Regions from separate parts of the Homo sapiens genome. Here region 1 is linked to region 2. Evidence: read pairs that join two places in POLR2A ChIA-PET (ENCODE). Cell type or tissue: GM12878. All regions are shown on one strand. Each heading gives the region's core, and the rest is flanking DNA. Links, peaks and the distances in the headings are about the cores only.

Region 1 (10,398 bases), core at 4,251-6,750, 480 kb after region 2:
TCTATAATTTTGAAATTTTCACAATAAAAAGTTGGGGACAAAATTTTTAAAATAATAATAACAGCACTTATTCTCTACCTGGGACTGTACTAAAGGATTTTTGTGCATTTCAAATTTAATCCTTGAAACAACAATACAAGGTAGTTATAATTATTACCATAGTTTTTCCTGACAATGAAACTAAGGTACAGGGAAGTTAGGTGGTTTTCACAAAGTTACACGGATAATTCTATCAATGACAGGTGAGATTCAAATTGAGTATATCTAACTTGGAATCCGTGTTCTGAATAACAAAAGTATATTGACTCCTGAGCATTCAAAGGAAATATTTCAAGTTCAGAAAAGTCATTTTTCTAGGTCTTGATAACCTCAATCTTTATTCTAAAGACCAAGCAGCGTGCGAGGTGAACCCAGAGAGATGAAAACCCTAATTCAAGACCCCAGATGACAAGGCCACATACCATAATGGTAGTCCAGGGCATCTGCCTACTTGCAGGACCAGATTCACTGTGTTCTTACATCAAGAAACCTTTGCACTGGCTTGGTCTGTTTCCAGGAACTGGAACCAATGGTTTTCTCCAGACACCCACAGGCAACGAGCCAACACTAATAATTTCAAATATAACTGGCTCTTAAGCCAGGTTTTATTTCAACTCACTTCTCTCATTGGCTATAGAATGACGAGGATGATGACAGCCACTATTTATTGAACCCTTATTGTTTATGTGCCACACACTAAGTTCTCTTCATATAGCACCTAGCTTAATTATTTCAACAACTCTGGGAGGCATGTTCTAGAAGAAAAATGAAACACAGACACTGAAAATAGTATGTAGGGCTGAGATAAGACAATTCCAGAATAGTTACTTCTCACCACTGCATGGCAGAGTGAGAGGTGCCATCCCCAGAGAGCTCGTGTATACTGGAACTAAGCAGAATGGCCATGAGCTCCTGGGTAGCAGCCACTTCATCATATTCCCCACTGGGAACCAGATGAAGGGATGGCATCAGGGGGGACATTCTTACCCACTGGACACCTTCTGGGCTGGCATCTGATGAAGCCCTTTAAAGTCCACTATCTTGTTCAAGGTGCAGGACCACACCGGAGCCAATCATTATTACCTCCATTTCACAGAGAAGAAAATGACACTCAGGAAACTTAAGTGATTTATCCAGAGTCTCACAGTTATGAAGTGGTTTCTGCTATGTAAAAAACTTAATAAATGTTGGCTAAATGAAAGCACGAATGAATGTATAAACATACATATAATTTCATAAATTTAGAAACACATGTTTTGTAAGCCATACATATTTATTCACCAAAGAAAAACTATGGCCCGAACGCCCAAGGATCCCCTGTCAATAGAGGTAGCCCTGACGCTGAGGCCTGCAGGGAATACCTGGCAGAAAGGAGGGAGGGAGCTGAGGAGGCCAACAGGAAGAAAGAAAAAGGACCTAGGGCCAAATCCACAGATCTGAGCAGGCACAAGAAATCCAAGGCAACACCAACTCACCACAAGAAATCAGAATCTAGACTAGAGCACAGGGCAGGTGAAAAAAGGAGGACTTTTGAGCAGTGATTCTGTTCATGAGGAGGGTCTGGGATATAGTTCAAGATGCCTGGTCTGGGCCACAGGGCCTGATGGCTCAGGCAGAAACTAGAATGTGAAGGGAGCTAAGGAAAAGGAGGCTGGACGGGGTGATATAGTTTGGCTGTGTCCCCACTCAAATCTCATCTTGAATTGTAGTTCCCATAATTTCCACGTGTTGTGGGTGGGACCCAGTGGGAGACAACTGAATCATGGAGGTGGTTTTCCCCATACTGTTCTTGTGGTAGTGAATAAGTCTCACGAGATCTGATGATTTTATAAAGGGAACATACTTTTGCTTGGTGTTCATTTTCTCTCGTCTGCCACCATGTAAGATGTGACTTTTGCCTTCTGCCATGATTGTGAGGCCTCCCCAGCCACATGGATCTGTGAGTCCATTAAACCTCTTTTTCTTTATAAATTACCCAGTCTCAGGTACATCTTTATCAGCAGCATGAAAATGGACTAATACACGGGGCAACCTACCCCTGACTGGTCACTTTGGAAAACCAGGTGAAGAGAGCTCCCCCTGAGCTAATTTGGAAAAGGCACCTGCTCTGGGTGGACAAAGGTACAAGACTCTGTAAAGAGAGCTCAGGTCAGATTCTGGTCCCAACTTGTTCCCTCAGCCAGGAATCTTTGGGCAGTGCACAAACCATACAACTGTATGAAGCAGACTTGAAGTTAAGCAGGTAGTTGGAGAATCTGCATCAGATACCTCTTTGCCCCACTGCAGAGCCTCTGGACCTCACCTGTCTCTCATTCCAGCTGTGTGGATTTTGACCTCCTACAGACACAACCTGACTGCACCAAACCTCCGGCCCCAGTTCTTCTATTGACAGAGGCCTCCTCCCCACTCCCCCACCAGATGCCCAGACAATGCAGGTGCAGCTCACAGGGCAGGGGTAGAACATGCCCTCCTATTAGCTCTTTCTATGCTTGGTGCCCCACGTCCCTCGCTCCTGCTGAGATTGAACTCCATAATAAAGTAATAGCACCTGTGTCCTCCATCTCTTACTTTGCTTTCTGGAAGCCTGCACTAAGGTAGAATCAATGGAAGCCATGGGCCCACCCAGAAAAGTGCACATACAAGCAGAAACTGGTACGGGTTCTCAGCGGGTTTGTGGCTCCCCTGAAGGCCAGTTTAAAAACCTCAGCCTTGAGGAGAAAGGTAGAAGTTACAGTTCCTGAGCAGAAGCATGTTAGCTTTTTCTTACTCCTGGACACACCCCAGCTCTCTGATTCTGAGGGTACTCAAGAATTGAGCATGGAGAAGGGAGCTCAACACAGCAGAGTGCAGCCTTCACTCACTTACCAGAAGCCCAAGCCTAGCCAGAGTGAGGCAGCCGTCAGATTACTGAAGAACTAGATGAAGATTTAAAACGGATTCCGAGATGAGAGAGGGTATTTCACCCCCACCACTCTCTGGGTTTTGAGCAGCCATCTCCTAATCTCTGCTTATATAGTCTTTTCACAAAAAGTCCTTTGCATCTTAGCAAGAAGCAACAAAATTGCTCTATAAGATAAACAAAAGGTTAATTACAAAACCCTGCGTACTCCAGAAGCCCACAGGCAAGAACAGCTATTTATTTCCCCAGCTCACAGCTCTGTCTGCCCTGCTGCAGGTGTCTGTCCAATGCATGCAGCCATCTGAATCACTGCACCTGCTCCCACCACACAGCAAAAGAAAATACCACCTGGGATTTGGACAGTTTCCCATAAAGCATTCCAAAGTGAGTATTCCAAAGACAGAAACATTTGCCCTTTTGGAGACCTTGAAAGGAACCTTGGCAGTTCTCCCCATTGTCTTCTAAGGAGGGAAGAAGAATCCCTCAGACTGATGCCCCATCTGTGATGAATATGCGTTCAAGAAGCTGGAGGAAACCACTAGCAATTGCTGCATGCACGCGTAAGGCACCAGCCGTGGACGTTCATGCTATCATTCTGACAACCTGTCCATCAAAAGTGGCATCCAAATGCCACCCAGAGAATCCCAGAAGTGGACATTTAAGTCTCCCCAGTGCCCTTGCTCCATGCAGATGTGCTGTGGATGAACAGCTGCTTTTCACCAGCCCAGCTCCTCTGAAACTTCCCATTGCAAAGGGAGCCACCAGACCCTGCACTTCCAGCACCACAAGCCAGCGCCAGCAGCAGTACATGTCACAGGAGCCTCATCAGAAAGTCGAATCTGGCAGAGCTGTCTTCTGCCTGTATCTCCAATCCCAATGACAATCAGAACTAGGTGTGTGGCAAACAGGTGCTGAAAACCTCAGCCCCCAGAGTATAAAGCAGCCCTCCTGACATTTGCTGGATTAGGGATGAATGCATCTGGAAATTGAGACAATCAGGAAGCTAATGTCACATTTCCAGATTTTCTGAAAACCTAAGCTGTGGGTGTTTAGTGAAACAATGACGCATTGTAATAGGAAGCATCAGCAACACTTTGCTGTGGTAAACTGCAGCCTCTGTACAGTCAGGCCACGCAGCCACACATAGTGCATGGAAAATTTAATTCAAATATTTATTCTACAAAGACGCATTCATTGACATTTATGGAGACAGGCGGGTGGAGCGCAGTTTTCAAATTGTTCTACTCTGCTGGAAGACCAGTATTCCCAGGGCATTCTTCATCCAACAAGTATTAATTGAGCACCTACTATGTGCCAGGTGCCCATTTCGGGTCCATACTCAAGCTGTGAGTAGCACAAACAGGATCCCTGCATATGCGGAGTTTAACTTCTACTGGGAAAAAAGACACCAGACAACATGCATAAGCAAAACACCTAGTAAATTGGAGAGCAACACATACTGAGGAAAAAGTAATGAAGCAGGGAAAAAGGGGACAGGATGGTCAAGGCAGGTGGGTGGGATTTTAGATGGAGTTTCCAAAAGTCATCATAAGGCCAGGCGTGGTGGCTCATGCCTGTAATCCCAGCACTTTGGGAGTCCAAGGATGGTGGATCACCTGAGGTCAGGAGTTCAAGACCAGCCTGGCCACCATGGTGAAACCCCGTCTCTACCAAAAAAATATAAAAATTAGCCAAGCATGGTGGCACGCACCTATAGTTCCAGCTACTCAGGAGGCTGAGGTGGGAGAATCGCTTGAACCTGGGAGGCAGAGGCTGCAGTGAGCCAAGATCATGCCACTGTAACCCATCCTGGGCAACAGAGCAAGACCCTGTCTCAAAAAAAAAAAAAAAAAGAAATTTGTTTTTTGAAAGGAGACTCTTTGGAGGTTTGAAGGAAGATGGAGGGACAACCACTAGGACTATTTAGAAACAATCTCTAGGATGAGTGACCACAGGCAGTAAGAGAAAAGAGGGAAGATGCTAGTGAGAGCTGGGACTGAAGGAGAGTGAGGAATTGGTTATGTCTTCCAGATTTTCAACTCAATTCAATGAGCAGAAATTGGCAAGTTTGAAAAGGACTTGCCCAGAGGCAATGGTGACATCAGGGAGTGGAAGGTCAGGAAAGTTAGAAGGTCTAGAGAGAATTGTCAAGGATTAATCCTTGAGGACACCAGTATTTTAGGGGAAGGGAGAGAAAAAGGTAACCAAGAGCATCAGAGATAGTCGAGGCCCTAGAGGATGCAGAGAGCCAGCGGGGGGTCCGACCAGCCAAGGGTGTCCAGCGATGGTCAAGGACCTACCACACATTCGTGAAGCCAGGTGTCTTTCAGAGGGCAGTTTTGATGGGAAGGATGACCAAGGAGCAAAGGTAGACTCCTTATAATTGTTGGGTAGTCAAGAGAAAAGGCTGATGGAAATGTGAGAGGATAACAGGATCGAGACTGAAGATAAATTAAGAGTATTCTGTGTGTGTCTATAAACAGCAGGGAAAGTGATAGCAGAGACTCGAGAGACAGAGGGCTATGGTTAGATGGGAAGAGATTGTGTGCCTGATTTAATCTGTTATAAAGCTCAAAGAGGGCTTAGAGAAAATACCAGTGCAGGCTGCATGCCAAGTCAGAGAATACCAGACACTGAATGGCACCGGCACCCACATCTGTCCCCACAAGAACAGCCATTCTGAGTCTTTGAAATGGCCATAGTTGGGAAACAGTTGGCCATGCCCTCTAGCATGACATTAAGGTACAGGAAGACGCAGGGCCGTGCACTGATTTGTGTTTCTGTGGGTGCTTCTTTATCACCACCTTGGCAGCCGGCCAGGCGTTACTGCTGGGATTTCCCGTGGCCTCATTTTTCTGAGTGTGTTTCTCGCCCCAGGCCCCAGCACACTTTCACCTCCGTTGAGCCTGGTCTACTGAGTCACATCCCCTCAATCCTCCTTTGTAATGAAAAACCACTCCCACTACTACTAGTTGTGTTCTTTCTGGAGCATTTCACAAACCTCTTCCTTCCTCTCATCCAAATATTTATGTTCTACGATCAACCAGAACTTCACATTAAAACCATTGTAACAATCCAGTCTCCACAAGCTCCTAACATCCCAAAGCTATGCTGCCTCATGGATGTTTCTCCCTCTGATGAAAAAAGAGATCTTCCTCCCAATAGGTGACCCCAGCAGAAGAGAGAGAACAGGATTTTGTAGAGAATCAATCCCCATGACTCCATTCCTTTCTCCCTCAACAGAGCTGGCTCTGGAGTTAAGGGTAGGGCAGGACAATCAGGGAACTCCAAAGACGAGGAAGGAGGTGACAGACCTAGGGATGCCAGTGAGGCACAGTGGTCATGGTGGCAACGGGGAACAAGCTGGGTAGAGGGACAACAGGGCAGGCCAAAGAAAGGACATTACAAACAGGCTCATTGGGCCAGGCACGGTGGCTTACACCTGTAATCCCAGCACTTTGGAGGCCAAGGCAAGAGGATCACCTGAGCCCAGGAGTTCAATTCCAGCCAGGGCAAGAGCGAAATCCCATCTCTACTTAAAAAAGATTAGCGAGGCGTGGTGGCATGCACCTGTAGTCCTAGCTACTTGGGAGGCTGACATGGGAGGAGCACTTCAGCCCAGGAGTTGGAGGCTGCAGTGAGCTAGGATCACACCACTGTACTCCAGCCTCTTAAAAAAAAGGAGCAAGGGAAGCCAAGAAGAGTCCAACAAGGAGGCTCAAGTGTGAGTTCTCACATCAGCGATGGCAGATGGGCAGGGGTGGCAGTCCTGGGAATGTGGGGTCAGGACATTTCAGAAGGGTCCCCAGTGTGGACATGAGGCTACAAAAAATATCAGCAGGAAACAAGAGGGAAGACTGGGAAAGAAGAGAGGTCACCAGCAAGCAGGAGTGATTGAGAGAGGTGGCCCAGACACACCAGGGAGGGAGGGCAGAGAAGTCAGTGAGTGGGGATGGCAGAATGGTGTTGGAAGGACGTGGGGACAAGAAAGCACAGGGCAACAGAAGTAACATCCATTAGAGAGACACGAGAGACATACAGGCTGAGGGGGAAAGGGTGAATATCACCTCTCCCTCCAGCCACTGAACTTGTCTGCTGGAAGAGATGGAAAAGGTAAACGACAAAGTAAAATTTAAAAAAAAAGGAGAGTGTTCAGAAGTTGCACAAGGGAATGAGGAATCAAAAACGACACTGCTGCTGCCTCTACAGCGGCTTTTATGAGACATAAAGCAGAAACGTATGAGCTTATTAGACAAAAGAATTCAGGCTATAGCCTGGCATGCCGGCAATAAATCAAAGTTACCTCTATGAGTTATGAGAAACCAGGGCCAGGTGCGGGGGCTAACACCTGTAATCCCAGCACTTTGGGAGGCCAAGGAAGGGAGGACTGCTTGAGGCCAGGAGTCCCAGACCAGCCTGGGCAACATAGTGAGACTATCTCTACTAAAAACTTAAAAATTAGCTGGTTGTGGTGGTGTGCACCTGTAGTCCCAACTACTTGGGAAGCTGAGACAAGAGGATCGCTTGAGCCCAGGAGTTGGAGGGTGCAGTGAGCTAGGATTGCACCACTGCACTCCAGCCTAGGCAATAGAGCGAGACCCTGTCTCCAAAGAAAAATGAAAAAGAGAAACCGAAAAAAAAAAAAACTCCCCCAAATCCCTTCAAGTAGACACCCCCTCTTTGCTGTCTTTTTTTCTGGAGACTTCACATCACTCCTTAACATTGGGCAGTTTCCACAGCTACTGTAGGAGGCTGAGTCCGGGAAGCTGCAGAAGACAGGCTGTGAAGGAGACCCACCCACTGTGGTCCACAAGCAGGGCAAGGTCGAGAACGGGGCTGTGTGTTGTCTGTGCCATTGGGGGCCCCCTGATGTACTACTGTCCAGGACCGCCCAAGGCAACATCCCAGGCAAAGTCACCCCGCTGAGCCTTCTCTCACCCAACTCCCCTTACGCCCACCCCTCCCTTCAGGTGTCCGCCCTCAGCCAAAACCAGGCTGCCACATGGATTCAGTGCAGGCATTAAGGATCAGCACCCCAGGCCCTTCCAGGGGCGCCTCTCACCACCCAGGCAGGTCTCAGTTCAAATATCACCTCTTTCTCCAGCCACTGAACTTGTCTGCTTTGCTGCCAACCCCGCGATCACCCCCTGGCCTATTTGTTTCCTGGCTCATTGTCAATGTCCTCTACTAGAAAGCTCCCTGAGGACCAGGGCCATGTCTCCGTGCCTGGTACAGACAGGTGATTCATGCACATCTGTCAGGTGATGGGGGTCTGGAGCCACAGCAAGTCCAGTGGGGACAGTCTCTCTGAAGCCCAGCATTTTGCCGTTCCCCAAGCTGAGTCCCCAACTCTGCCATGTGGAGAGCTGGCTGGGCCAACTCTCTTTGCTTGTGAGGTCTATTCTAACAGGATAAAAATGAACAACAGAGCCTCCATATTTGCCAGCCAGAAACATGTTTCTTCTACCCTATGAATCAGCAAAATGGAGTTAAAACAAATTCTTTGCTGAGGAGCGTTTAGAGTTCAAATAGAAATGACTGTGAGGAACCTGTGACTGCTTCCCCAGAAATGGGAACACAGCAGAGAGCCCTTCAGAGCTGTGCAGGGAGGAGGTGGAGTCCCAGCCTTCTCTTCGTCCTTCCCTTCCTTCAAGGCTGACTACCTGGCAGCCGCTGCCAACTCCCTTCGAAAGGCCCTGCAGTGCCACCACCAGGACGCCTGATGAACTGCTCCACGTTCGTCAGCTCACCCAGCATTCCCAAGGCAGGGGGAAAGGATGGTCCCCTCACCTCTGGCCTTCAGAACTTTCAGCACAGGAAAAACTAGCCATGGCTCCATGAAGGCCTTGGAGACAGTTAGCTTCCGGTCTGGGCACTTGAACCAGAGGCAAACCTAAGACCGTGTTTTAGCTCCCGCTTGTTTACAGCTCGTGTCCTTGAAAGGTCGCCCGCTCACACCAACACCCATCTCCAATTGTGAACAAGAAATGGCGCCACCAGACTCTCTTCGAGGCTCCTGCAGGGAGTTTACTACAGAAACAAAATTCTGTCAACACAAAGCATTAAGCGAAAGGATGCCAGACCAGCCGAAGACATTTCTGGTGGCCAGAGCTTCGAAAGGCCCTCTGCACACACAGTCTAGATGAGGAAGGGAAGGGAACAGATGACATGTGCAGTGCGTAAGGCAGGACTGTCCCCCAGCCCCCACAAGATAGCACAGGAAATAAAATCAAATGTGGGGCGTAAAACAAGGGCCATTTCTCTTAGGTATCAAAGACATTCATTTTATATTGTCTGCTCCAATCACATCTGCTTGAAAATACAGTGTTAAAAAAAAAAAGCCTTTGCTTAAGGATGATCCTTCAAATAACTTCAAAAGTCTGCATTTTGAACTAATTAAAAAGGGAATTCCAACATGATTCCCCCAAAGACAGTGAATAAGAAAAATGGTAAATATCCCAATTGAGAAATGTGCTATTACAGAAGAAAGATAATTATATAAACATAATTTACATAAGAAATAAAAATGGTAAATGTGAAAAATGTATAATCTCTTAGTAATTAAAGAAATTCAAAACAGAATAACATCTCTCTCCTATCAAGGAAGCATAAAGAAACAAAAATCAATAATATTAAAGTTGACTCACTAGTAGGAAAATAAATTAGTAATATTCTAGGGGGCAATTTGGCAATATTTATATAAATCCTTTAAAAATGATGTGGTTTTCTGACAAATAATACAACTCATGAGAATTCATCTTCTGAAAATAATTCAGCTGCAAGCACCATCTATAAAAGGGAATTTGGACAGATACCTATGTCTAACCATGGTGTACTTATTAAATAAAACAACAATATCTACTCAATGGACTACTATGCAGCCAAAAAAAATATATGTCGAATGTTTTCACTGACCCAGAGTTACTTAAAATATTACACAGGAAAAAAGGTAACTTTAAAAAAATGCATTTATGATCCAATTTAGCTACTATATATATTTATATGCACATCTATATACATACACATAGTAAAGGGACTACAACAAGATACTCCAAGGTGACAACCGAGGTTATCTGGGTAACTGAGACTATGAATGAGTTTTTTAAATTATCCTTTTATTTTTCTTTTCTGAGGTTGCTATAATAAAAATATATTGCTTAGGTAATAAGAAAAAACAATTAGGATTATTTCTTAAACTGCATAGGAAAAAAAAATTCCTAAATGAACTTCACAGAGCTAACACAGGAGGAGCAGGCAGGAGCCCTGGCACCTGTGCTAAACGTCACCGACCTGCCTGAGGTGCCCACTATCGCCACCCAGAGCAGACACCTCAGGCCACAGACTCTAACTTTCCCTGACTTCTTCAGAAAGCATACTTAGAGGGAAGGCAGAAAATGTGACATTTCAAGAATACTTCCCATGTTACTTGAAGAATTTGAAAGGCAAGTATATTTAAACAG
Region 2 (10,398 bases), core at 5,123-7,622:
CCTTAGCTTACGTGGTGGGCACAGGGACATGTGGGGAGATCCTACAGAAGAAGGCACTGCTGTAGAGAGAATCAGAAATTCTCCTCCCAGGGCTATCTTGGGGAGGCCGGGTAGTCAGAAAATCATTGCTTCTTCAGGAAACAGCACTGTTTACAAAACAACTAGACCATGCATTACTTCGAGGGCATCATCCTGTGCCCCAAAGCCACCTTACATATCTGGCTTGGCCATCATCCTGAGCTTCCTGGAGGCACTACGTGGACAATCCGACCCTCATCTTCTACCATCACCCTGTCACGGGTGTGCAGCGCTGTGCTGCGATGTCAACGGTGGTCAGAGCAAGTGACACAACAGTGCGTTCTACTGGGACACTTCTCCAGGGGCCTTCCCTCCAGGAGGACATCCCGGAGGTCCAGAAAGCTGCAGGGGAATGGAGGGAAAAGACAACGGTGGCCACGGTGATCGTCAACTGTAATCATTATGTTGGCAAAGCTATAAAATCAAACCCAGGACACCACACAAGATCCTGAACATATTTCCACAAGAGGAAGAATATTGTGCTCCAGGCAACCCAGGTAGTGCACCTTAAATAGGAAAGAGTTCAACAAGTCACACAAAGTTACAGACACCTGCATGCCGGGTGCACCAGCCTCGTCCTGAGGAGTTGAGAATGGTGGCCCTGGCTGGGAATTCTCTAAGTTGCTCTGCCACTGGGAAAATAGATTCCTTAGGGAAGCAAAGAAAACGATGGATTCCTTTGTGCTCAGAAGACAGCAGGCTTCCATCCAGAAAACTGCACAGTCAGGGCCAAGCAGTCAAAGCCCCCATTCTGAACGCCAAATCCCTGGGTGGGAAAAGGAGTGTGTGTCTGTGCCTCCCGCCATCCTAGAAGGCCAAGGAGAGGCTGAATGTCGCAGCGCATTCTCTAATGAGGAGCCAGGCACTCCAACTGCTCCACAAAGGTGTCTTAGACAGAATTATAAGTAGAGCTTAAGGTCTAAAAACAAACAAACAAAACAAAAATGCTCTACCAAAGAGATGAGACTTTCCTTTCAGAATCAAGTCACACATCCCTCCCCAATTTCCAACTCCAACTCTAACAGAGACATTCACTTCTCTGCAAAGGTTGCGGACAAAAACAAAGCGGGCAGAAAGAGGAAGTGGAAGGAGTTGTTGTACTATGTCTTTTTAAAGCAGCTGTTGGAAACCGTTTCAAAGGTTGAAAAAGGATTTTTGTTTTATCCAAATATAAGTTTCTGAGAAGAAATATGACACCTTGGGTGATGTATGAAGTCATGCCTTTGATTCCAAGCCTGTCAAGCCTCTTCTGAGTGTTACATCTCAGGCTTCCTATGGTGAGGTAAAGAGGGAAGCTTCGGTACAGAAAAACGGCAGCACACGGAGGTAGGCAGCTTTGCAGTCACCAAGCAGGCGATGGCTCTCCTGGCCCCAGGGCGGAGCCAGTGCATGTCTTTTAAGCCACTCATGGGCTCCGCATCCAGGAATGGAGAGCACCCTCCTAGGTCTCTGCCTCAGCAGCCCCACAAGCCCACCCAGCCATCCTCACCCTGGGGTCCATCATACTGTGTGGCTGTCAACCTCTATTATGGTATAATTAAGAAAGACACCAACGGTGTTGAGAAGCGTTTCTGAGAATTAAATCAAGAGTGAGAAGCCCTCAGAGGCACCCCATGTGTCAAGATCAATTGATCTGATGGCCACCGGAGAAGCCCTGCTGAAACAATTCGGCAAATCTGCCCAGAGACGGCTCTGCCAGTCTCTGGAGACAGAACTCTTAAAGAGGCAGGAAAGACCAGAGGGAGGTTTTGCAGTTATTCACGCCATGCTATTCTAAAAGTGAGGAGGGCTTGGCTGTAATTTCCCACTCTGGACATTGAATGATTCAATGTATCTGTTTATATTTACATGGCTGAGGCATAAAACAACAAAACAAAAAGCCCACTCCCACCTCATTAAGCCCACCTAGGTAACACTGTGGCAGGACGCACACAAACCAATCAGGCGGTTTTTAAAAACCCTCAAAATCTAAGGTCCCTCAACCGCTTGTTGCACTCAATACATGCCCCTGTCTACAGTGGCTCATCCTAGAATCACTACTACAGAGAAGGACTATGTTTAGGCAGAAATCTTGCTGCCCTCAACGCCAGACCTAAGAATCACTGCAATAATAGGATGCTCAAACCACCAAGCTATTGGCAGCCTGTAAGAGAAACACCCTATAAAACAGCAAGCAGGCAGCAACCATCACCCACCCTCCAGGGATGTTCCTGAACCCAGTGCTCAACCACACAAGTCCAATCTAGGTGGCCTCGCAATGTCCTCCCACCCGCTCCAGGAGAGACAAGGTCAAGACCATAAAATGACTTCAGGAGCCATAAAAGCAGAAGCAGCACCTTCTGAAATCAAGCAATCAAGAATTAAACAAGTAGGCTAGGCTCAGTGGCTCACGCCTGTAATCTCAGCACTTTGGGAGGCTGAGGCAGGTGGACTGCCTGAGCCCAGGAGTTCGAGACCAGCCTGGGCAATATGGAGAAACGCCGTCTCTACAAAAAATGCAAAAATTAGCTGGGCGTGGTGGTACGTGCCTGTGGTCCCAGCTAGTCAGATGGCTGAGGCAGGAGAATCATTTGAGCCCAGGAGGTCAAGGCTGCAATGAGCTGTGATCACTCCAGCCTGGGTGACAGGGCGAGGCCCTGTTTAAAAAAAAGGTGGGGAGGAGTGGGGCTGGGTATGGTGGCTTATGCCTGTAATCCCAACACTTTGGGAGGGTGAGGTGGGTGGATCTCTTGGGCCCAGGAGTTTGAGACCAGCCTGGGCAATAGAGCGAAACCCTGTCTCTACTAAAAATACAAAAATTAGCTGGGCATAGTGGTGCACACCTGTAGTCCCAGCTACTCGGAAGGCTGAGGTGGGAGGATCACCTGAGCCCAGGGACATCAAGGCTGCAGTGAGCTGTGATCACACCACTGCACTCCAGCCTGGGCAACAAACCTTGTCTCAAAAACAAAAATAGAAAGAAAGAAAAAAAAAGAAAACAAAACCCCTTGAAAAGGCTGACCCACACCCTGGAGTTAACTCCGGAAGGCGAGTGAGGGACCGCTAGAAGCAAGGCGTGGAGCCGCCTCTGCAGCAAGGACAGAGAGCACTTGTGTTAAACGAGGGCTTTCCAGGGCTGTGGGACCTGTTGGATGCACCCAGGTTACCTGTGACTTGCAGATTTAGAAAAGGAGTCCACAGTGAGGAAGGGACTGTGCTGAACTACTCCAGCCCTGAAAACGCCCCCTTTCCCTATCAGGTTTCTGGCTTCAGCTCTAGGAGGAAAATAACGCAGTGCCACAGGGCTCTCCCTCTGAGTGCACTGTGCACGCCCCGAGCTGGCCACTGATCTGGTTGTGCCGGTGGGCAGCCCTTCACCTAAAGTCCACCTCGTGGCTCTCAGCCACGCAGCGCCACTGTCTTTTCAGATTTGAAGCTTTAAAGCGGGATGGGGAAGAGTGTGGGCAAGTGGGAGGCATGTGTCCAGTGGGGCTGGACACACACACAGGTATGTAAGAGGGCTGCACCTGTATGTAATAATACAGTGACTATCCTCGAGGTTGCTGAGTGATCATAGTTTAGGAAACTAACTAAACAGGGACAGTGTCTGGGGACAGAGCGTTTGCCCTGAAGGTGTGGACGTGTGCTAGGAGCATCTACCACTGCCAACCTCCAACAAGCAATCATGCTTAGAAATAGCAGCTAAAGACGAGCTCTCTTCATGAAGCCTGCAATGCCTTCCAGGCTGGGAGCCAGAGGTGACCCACAGGCAGAGCTGAGGCCCTCACTCAGGAGACAGAAGCTCTCCTTCAACGGGAAGAGGGCAACAGGGCAGGAAGGAGGGACTCTTGGAGGAGGAAGGCAGCTTCTCTCAACAGTGACTGTTTAGCCTCAACCACTGCAGGGGAATGTGGCCACACCACTAGCCAGCCACTGTTCGCAGAATCGAAGAGTAGGCCAGGAGTGGCCCTGGCCTGAGATTATTTTACAACAGAGAAGAAAAGAAAAGCCCCCGCGGGACCAGGAAAGGAGAACCAGTGGCCAAGCCAGGCACACGGCAGAGCAGGCCATGCTTTCAAGGGAGAGGCGACACCAGTCTCAGCCCACAGCAGTCCCGTGGCAGGGGCTCTAGGAATGTTGGCCAAGAGTCAAGGACAGCAAAGTGAATATAGGCAAACCCACACCTTAACCCCAAAGTAGGCGGCTTTCAGCTAGAAGGTTTGAACACAATGAATGTTGAATAAAATGAAGTCTTTATAATTCACGGTCGATCTTGGAAACTAGAAAATGCCAGAGGAAAGGGTTTCAGTTCATCAGTCCAGGGACAACATCTTGGAAGGAACACAAAGGTAATTCCTCCAAATTGAGGATGCTGTCAAATCAGAGAGCATTCTTTTGAGAATCATGGTCTGAAATCTCCCCCAGCTTGGCACTGCCCACCCCTCATCCCCAACATCTCACCAGCTGGCCAGATATGCAGACACTGCCTCCTGTTTCTCTAACTCTGGCCCCTCCTTCCCAATTCACCCTGCCACAGCTGAAGGCCTGCTTCCCTTCTCACCTGGGCTCTAGTGGCCCACCTGCCTCCTGTCTGTCCCCTGCCACGACTCCCACACAGTGCGGCCAGCGGGACAGACACCGAGATCTGACAGTGCAGGCGGTAGCCAGCTCTGGACTGCAGCATACAGGACCCTGCGTGGTTCTTACCTAACCTCCTCACAGGTCACGTTTCCAGCATAACGCCTCCCCGCCAACACGTGGGGCCGCTCTGAGGTGCGTGCAGCCCCTGGCATGCCATTTCACTTACATGCACGACACCCACCCTATGCCCTCTCTCCTTCCCACCCCTCCCCCTGCAACCTGGGCCATCCCTCCAGGTTAGTCCCAATGCCGTTTCATTAATGCATCTTACTATACTAATTTGTTTCCTTTTCCTAAATGCCCCAGCTCCCTGAGAGCCGAGTTTGCTCCTTTCTCATCTAATACTGAGTGTGCAGTGTATGGTTGGTATAAGGTGGCTGAGTTGTAAATGAACACAGGAGTGCTTCCCAAGCAGGCTTTTCTGAGCCCACACCTGCTTCACTCCAACCGGGTCAGGAAGGGAGGCAGGCAGTGGCCTCCGATCAACACCTCCAGAGGAAATGAAAATACTGTCCATATTAAGGAAATAACCAGAAATGTGATTTAGCTATTAACAAAAAAACAAAACTGAAAGAGGAAGAGGGGTGACCAGGCACACATAAGACATGAATAGCTGCGAACAAGTTCTCAGACCTGGTGCGGGAGAGAAGGCGCGGGACTCCTCCCAAAGCTTCCTCCTCCAGGGCTCCCTAACGAGATACATGAAAAGGGAGGGGAAAAATAACTACAGTCTTTTAGCTTATCAATTTCTCACATCCAACTCCAAACAGCAGAAATACAAAGACTGTCTTTTTCACTCCTAACCCAGGAGGAAGAAGGAAAAGTGCTTATTTTTAGCCAAGCCAAAAAACATAAGCAGCTACAGATTAATAAGAAGCAGAGAGAAAAAAGAACCCTCACAAGAAAGCAGAACCTCAAGGAACACCAGAAGCAGGTCCACTACAGCCCAAAGCAGCCTGGACAAGGAGTGGACCAACGTCTTCTCTCTTAATCACAGGATAATAAAAATGCAAGCGGCGAGCATCTTTGAAAGGCACACTTCCCAGAGGGGCTGGGCAGGCAGGCAAGCAAGCCGAAATGCTACCTCTCATTTCTTTACAATTAAGTAATTACAGGGACCTTGTTTCAAACATGGTATTTCCAAGTCCAGATGGAACCACTGCCACCAAGAAGACAGGTGACGTTCTGGGCCTGCCTGACGTCTGGGCTTGCCTGACGTCCTGCTGTGCTGCATCAGGCACCACACGGGGCAAGGCCCCCATTGGCACTATGCCAAGGTGGGTGGCTTTCAACCAACTAGCTGTGGATAAGAATCTCAAAAGGCAAAAGAAAACCGTGTAAATGTCTAAGCCCCGACCTCAGCGGAGGAATCCCCAGAGAACCACCAAGTTGGCTGCATTCTCTAAAAGTCTGTATTTATTACAACCATCCCTACAGTATGTGATAACAACAAAAACAGAGGGAAATGGGGGACTGGCTTCAAACACCAGACACCTAAAAGGGTTCCTTTGGGGGAGCTTCCCTTGGGGGAAGACAGGATTTCCAGGACAAACCCCCTCAGAAGGCCCAGGCCCGACTGCCAGAGTCTGAGGCCTGGCCAGGAAACCCCACAAACTTAGGGGTCAGGGGAGCTGACAGTGCAGATTTCTGAGACGCTCACTGAGAAATTCAGATTCGGCCAGTCTGCACTGGAACCTGCCTGCTAACAAGCAACACAGGGGGCGATCTGAGAATGGGGTTGGGGAGGGGGTGCCAAGGACAGTCTTGGTACTGAGGCAGGAGGGGCCCACAGGCACATGGGTCGCTCTAAGTGTAACGGGATGAGTGAGAGCCTGCAGATGCTGCAGCAGAAAACAGATGACGCAGCTCTGGAGTGGCCATCGGGAGACCCTTGGGATGCTCCGCCGGGCCTCTCACCTTGCTTGGTTTGTAGGTTACCAAGCAAGAGAGGAGCCTGACATCACTACACATCTCACCTCAAGGCCTGCGGGGAGATCACTGAAGGCTGCCAAAGATAAACTCATCCTTCCCACAAGAAGCTTAGAAGCCACTGTATCAGCAACACCATAACCTCTGCCCCAAATCAACCACCTACTCCCAGGCTTTTTAATACTTTATAGTTGCTCTTCAAATCCCTTAGTCTTTAATTAATCCTCACCCCACATAAGAACACTGGCACAAGGTTAGTGGTACTTACTTTGAAGTAAGCATCACAAGAAGAAAAATAACATCCGAGATTTGCTTTAAAACACACCACTACCACCCCTAACTCCCCACCACACACACACAGGCATAAACAGGAAAAGACAAAATAAGCATGGCGAAATCCTGGTGGGTGCTTGGTACCTAAGAGTATACAGCGTCTATTGTTGCAGATGTTGGCACAATAAAACTTTCTTAAGGAAAAAATACTGAAGTCGACATAATTATTACAACCATAATCCTACTTCCAGTAGCGAGGAACACAAACCGCCCTTCACATGCAGGCACCGGCTACTCTGAGCTTTTATCATTTGGTGCTGCGGGTGACGCTGGCTCTGTGATCCTCTGGTTATAGAGAAGCCGAGTGTAGTAGTCTTTCTTGGTTTCAGGCACAAAACAGGACAAATGTTCTGGATACTAACTACTGTCTCCATGTAATTATTAACATTTCCCCTTTCATTCTCAAAAGCACTCAGGTCTGGACACTAAATAGCATGGTCACTCTAGATACAGGGAGAGGGTTGTGAAATAACAGTGTCAACTCTTTGACATGTGGCCCAGAAGGCAGCACGGAGACGTCTCCTACCCCAACCTGCTCTGCCTCCCGATCCAGGTGTGGCCAGGAGGATCTGCATCAAGCCACCTCCCACGACACAGCTGTCAAGCACTCGCAGGTGCTGCTTTTGTAAGTGGAATATGTTCTGGCAAATATAGGAGGTATCGTTCTGAATGTCCTAAGATGTGTCACCTCCATTTAAAAGAGTGCTATTTTGAAAGTGATTAGAATTTAAAAGTTAGCAATTAAAGCCTAATTACAAAGAAAATTCTTGATATCTGACAAACAGCCAAATAACAGGAGGGACCATCATCAGGACAAACAAGATGAGCTGGTGATCGCTGAGCAGGGCGACAGTTAAATTCTGCCTGTCACAGCTGGGGGCATCTGGTTGGCGCATCAATGTCACCCACGTGCGTGTGGCAGATAAAGACAAGCACAATACCCTTTCAGTTATCAGAGCAGCAACAGAGGCCTGGAAGAACTCAATGCTTTAATAAGAGCGTGGGGCTGACACTTTCCCATGTGAAAAGCAACATGCTGCGTAAAGCCAAGAAAAAACCAAGGAAGTGTTCAGGCCGACAGACGACCTCTTTCTCCTTGGCCCCTACTGCACCTGCCATGCCTCTTTACAGGTCAGCAGCAGCATCCACAAGAACTTCAGCAGGACCACCCCGCAGTTCTGCATGGGACTTCAGGACCCCATGAAGGATGGGCAGCGGTGCTGTGTGACTGTGGAACCTGCACACACCACACCTTGTTGCTGCTTCTGCTCTTCTGCTCTCGAATGTCTCCAGTTCTGCATTTCATTCCTAGCAGCTGCTGCAAACAACTGGACATCTCTTACCAAAAACTAACTACACCTTCCAGAGAAGCTCTCAGGCTGCGGATTCCCCTGATTTTTCACACGCAGAAACTGAAAGCCAGAGAGAGTGAGGACCCTGCCCAAAGCCCAGATGCTCACAGGGAATGGGGCTGACAGTGCCCAGTACCCCAATTCCCAGAATCCACTGCAAGGGAAGGACTAGGAGGTTCAGTCTCTGGACTCAGGCTCCAGGAGTACCAGAAGCCTAGAGGAGCCAGCACCATTCTCTTCACCAGCTGCTCAGACATGGACTTGGGCAGCTCTCCAGCCCACTCCCCTAAAAACAGTTTGAACCAGGGATGGGCCCAGCCTGCAGGCTGCTGCTCTGAAGAGCAGCCACAGGAAGGAAATGGCTCTCCTGGAATTGCTGGCCCCCAGGACCCAGGAGAGCTCAAACCTTCTCCCAGGGTACGGGCCAATTCTCACATAGAGAGCATCTGGCTTTAAATGAACAGAAGGAGGATAATTTATAAGCAAGTGTTCAGAAAAACCCAGCCTTCCCACGCAGGCCCCACAGTAAGACAGAGGACAAGAAGTAGCTGACCAGCAAGTATGCAGACAGCATTCAGCAAATGAGCATGCGAACTTAGGTGAACAGAGCAGGCAACGACCAGCTTAGGAAAGTTACACTTTAGACTTCCAGACTCACCAAAGCACAGGCGTATTTTTACCCATAATGTTCTAGACACTTAAATGGTGCTTACTATGCACGTACTAGGTATATTTAATTATATTAACCCAGGTCACCCTCAGAAGAGCCCTAGGAGGTAGGTACTACTTTTTTCCCCATTTTACAAAGGAGGAAACAGAGGCACACAGAGGTTAAGTTACTTGCCCCAGATCAAGAGTGATCAGCTGGCGGGGCTGGATATAAGCCCGGGCCCTTAACGACTTCACCATACAGCCTCTGAGCATGGGGGGCACAGTGAGTCCCCCTACACAGACTACTTGGTCAGTGCCACTCTAAGAGCCACCTGGAGTTCTCGCAGACCCTGTGTGGCCCAAGTGCGGAAGAATGCTGATGTGGAAAGAAGTGGCCGGGTGGATGGAGGCCATCCCTTATGCTTCCTGTGGCCTGGTGGACGGATGCCATCCCTCATGCTTCCTGGCTGGGATGCCACCGTTCTCCTTCCCCACCCTCCCCCCACCTCCACAGGAGGTCCTAATCCCAAAATGCAGCCCAGCCTTTTATTAAGCAGTGTGGTGGCAAGGTCTCGGCCAGGGGTGGTAGCTCAAACCTGTAATCCCAGCACTTTGGGAGGCCAAGGCAGGAAGATCACTTGAGGCCAGGAGTTCAAGACCAGCCTGGGCAACACAGTGAGGCTCTCGTCTCTAACAAAAAAACAAACAAAAAATTTGCCTGGCATGGTGGTAAGCACTTGTCATCCTAGCTACTTGGGAGGCAGAGGCGGGAAAATAAGCCCAGGCGTTTGATGCTGCAGTGAGATATGATTGTGGCACGCACTTCAGCCTGGACAATAGAGCGAGACCCTGTCTCAAAAAAAAAAAAAAAAAAAAAAGGAAAACAAAAGAAAGCGGGGTCTTGAAGAGATATCTGTATACCCATATTTCACAGCAGCACTATTCACAATAGCCATAAGGACCCACGTGTCCATCAATGGGTGACTAGATCAACAAAATGTGGCCTAACCATAAAATGGAATATTCAGCCCTAAATAGGGAGAAAACTCTGACGCGCGCTACAACATGGATGAACCCTGAGGACATTATGCTAAGTGAAATAAGCCAGTCACAAAAGGATAAATACTGGATGATTCCACTAACATGAGGGACCTAGAGGAGTCAAATTCATGAAGACAGAAAGTAGAATGGTGGTTGCCAGGGGGAGGGGAGGGGAGAAGGGAGTCAGTGTTTAATGAGACAGAGTTTCAGTTTTGCAAGATGAAAGAGTTCTGTGGATGCGTGAGGATACTGAGCTGTAAATTTAAGGATGGTTAAGACAGCAAATTTTATGATGTATGTATTTTACCAACTTTTAAGGATTAAAAACAAAGTAAGGAACCCAGCCCGGGTCTGGAGCCAGAGCCTGTACGAGTCCCTTCTGCGCAGTGTTAAG

What was found. Peaks named below come from ENCODE experiments on the same cell type or tissue, not always from the same donor. Only the 100,000 strongest peaks of a DNase experiment are listed, where the experiment ranks them.
Region 1: POLR2A ChIA-PET joins it to region 2 with 12 read pairs; 1 of 35 experiments calls an interaction of 5 or more read pairs at or near these places.

The regions. Positions count from the first base shown.
Region 1 is chr1:229,659,691-229,670,088 of GRCh38, reverse strand. It overlaps URB2 (URB2 ribosome biogenesis homolog), which reads right to left. Exons shown (of 10, transcript NM_014777.4): 10 at 9,889-10,398. Among named protein-coding and RNA genes, the nearest start is that of URB2, 39 kb to the right of the region's middle. In GM12878, for the core only: no CTCF peak of the experiment used is centred there; a DNase peak (open chromatin) is centred at 5,768; H3K4me3 peaks cover 508 bases; H3K27ac peaks cover 485 bases.
Region 2 is chr1:230,141,232-230,151,629 of GRCh38, reverse strand. All of the region lies in intron 1 of GALNT2 (polypeptide N-acetylgalactosaminyltransferase 2), which reads right to left. Among named protein-coding and RNA genes, the nearest start is that of GALNT2, 79 kb to the right of the region's middle. RefSeq lists an enhancer at 1,179-1,408. In GM12878, for the core only: no CTCF peak of the experiment used is centred there; no DNase peak of the experiment used is centred there; H3K4me3 peaks cover 562 bases; H3K27ac peaks cover 577 bases.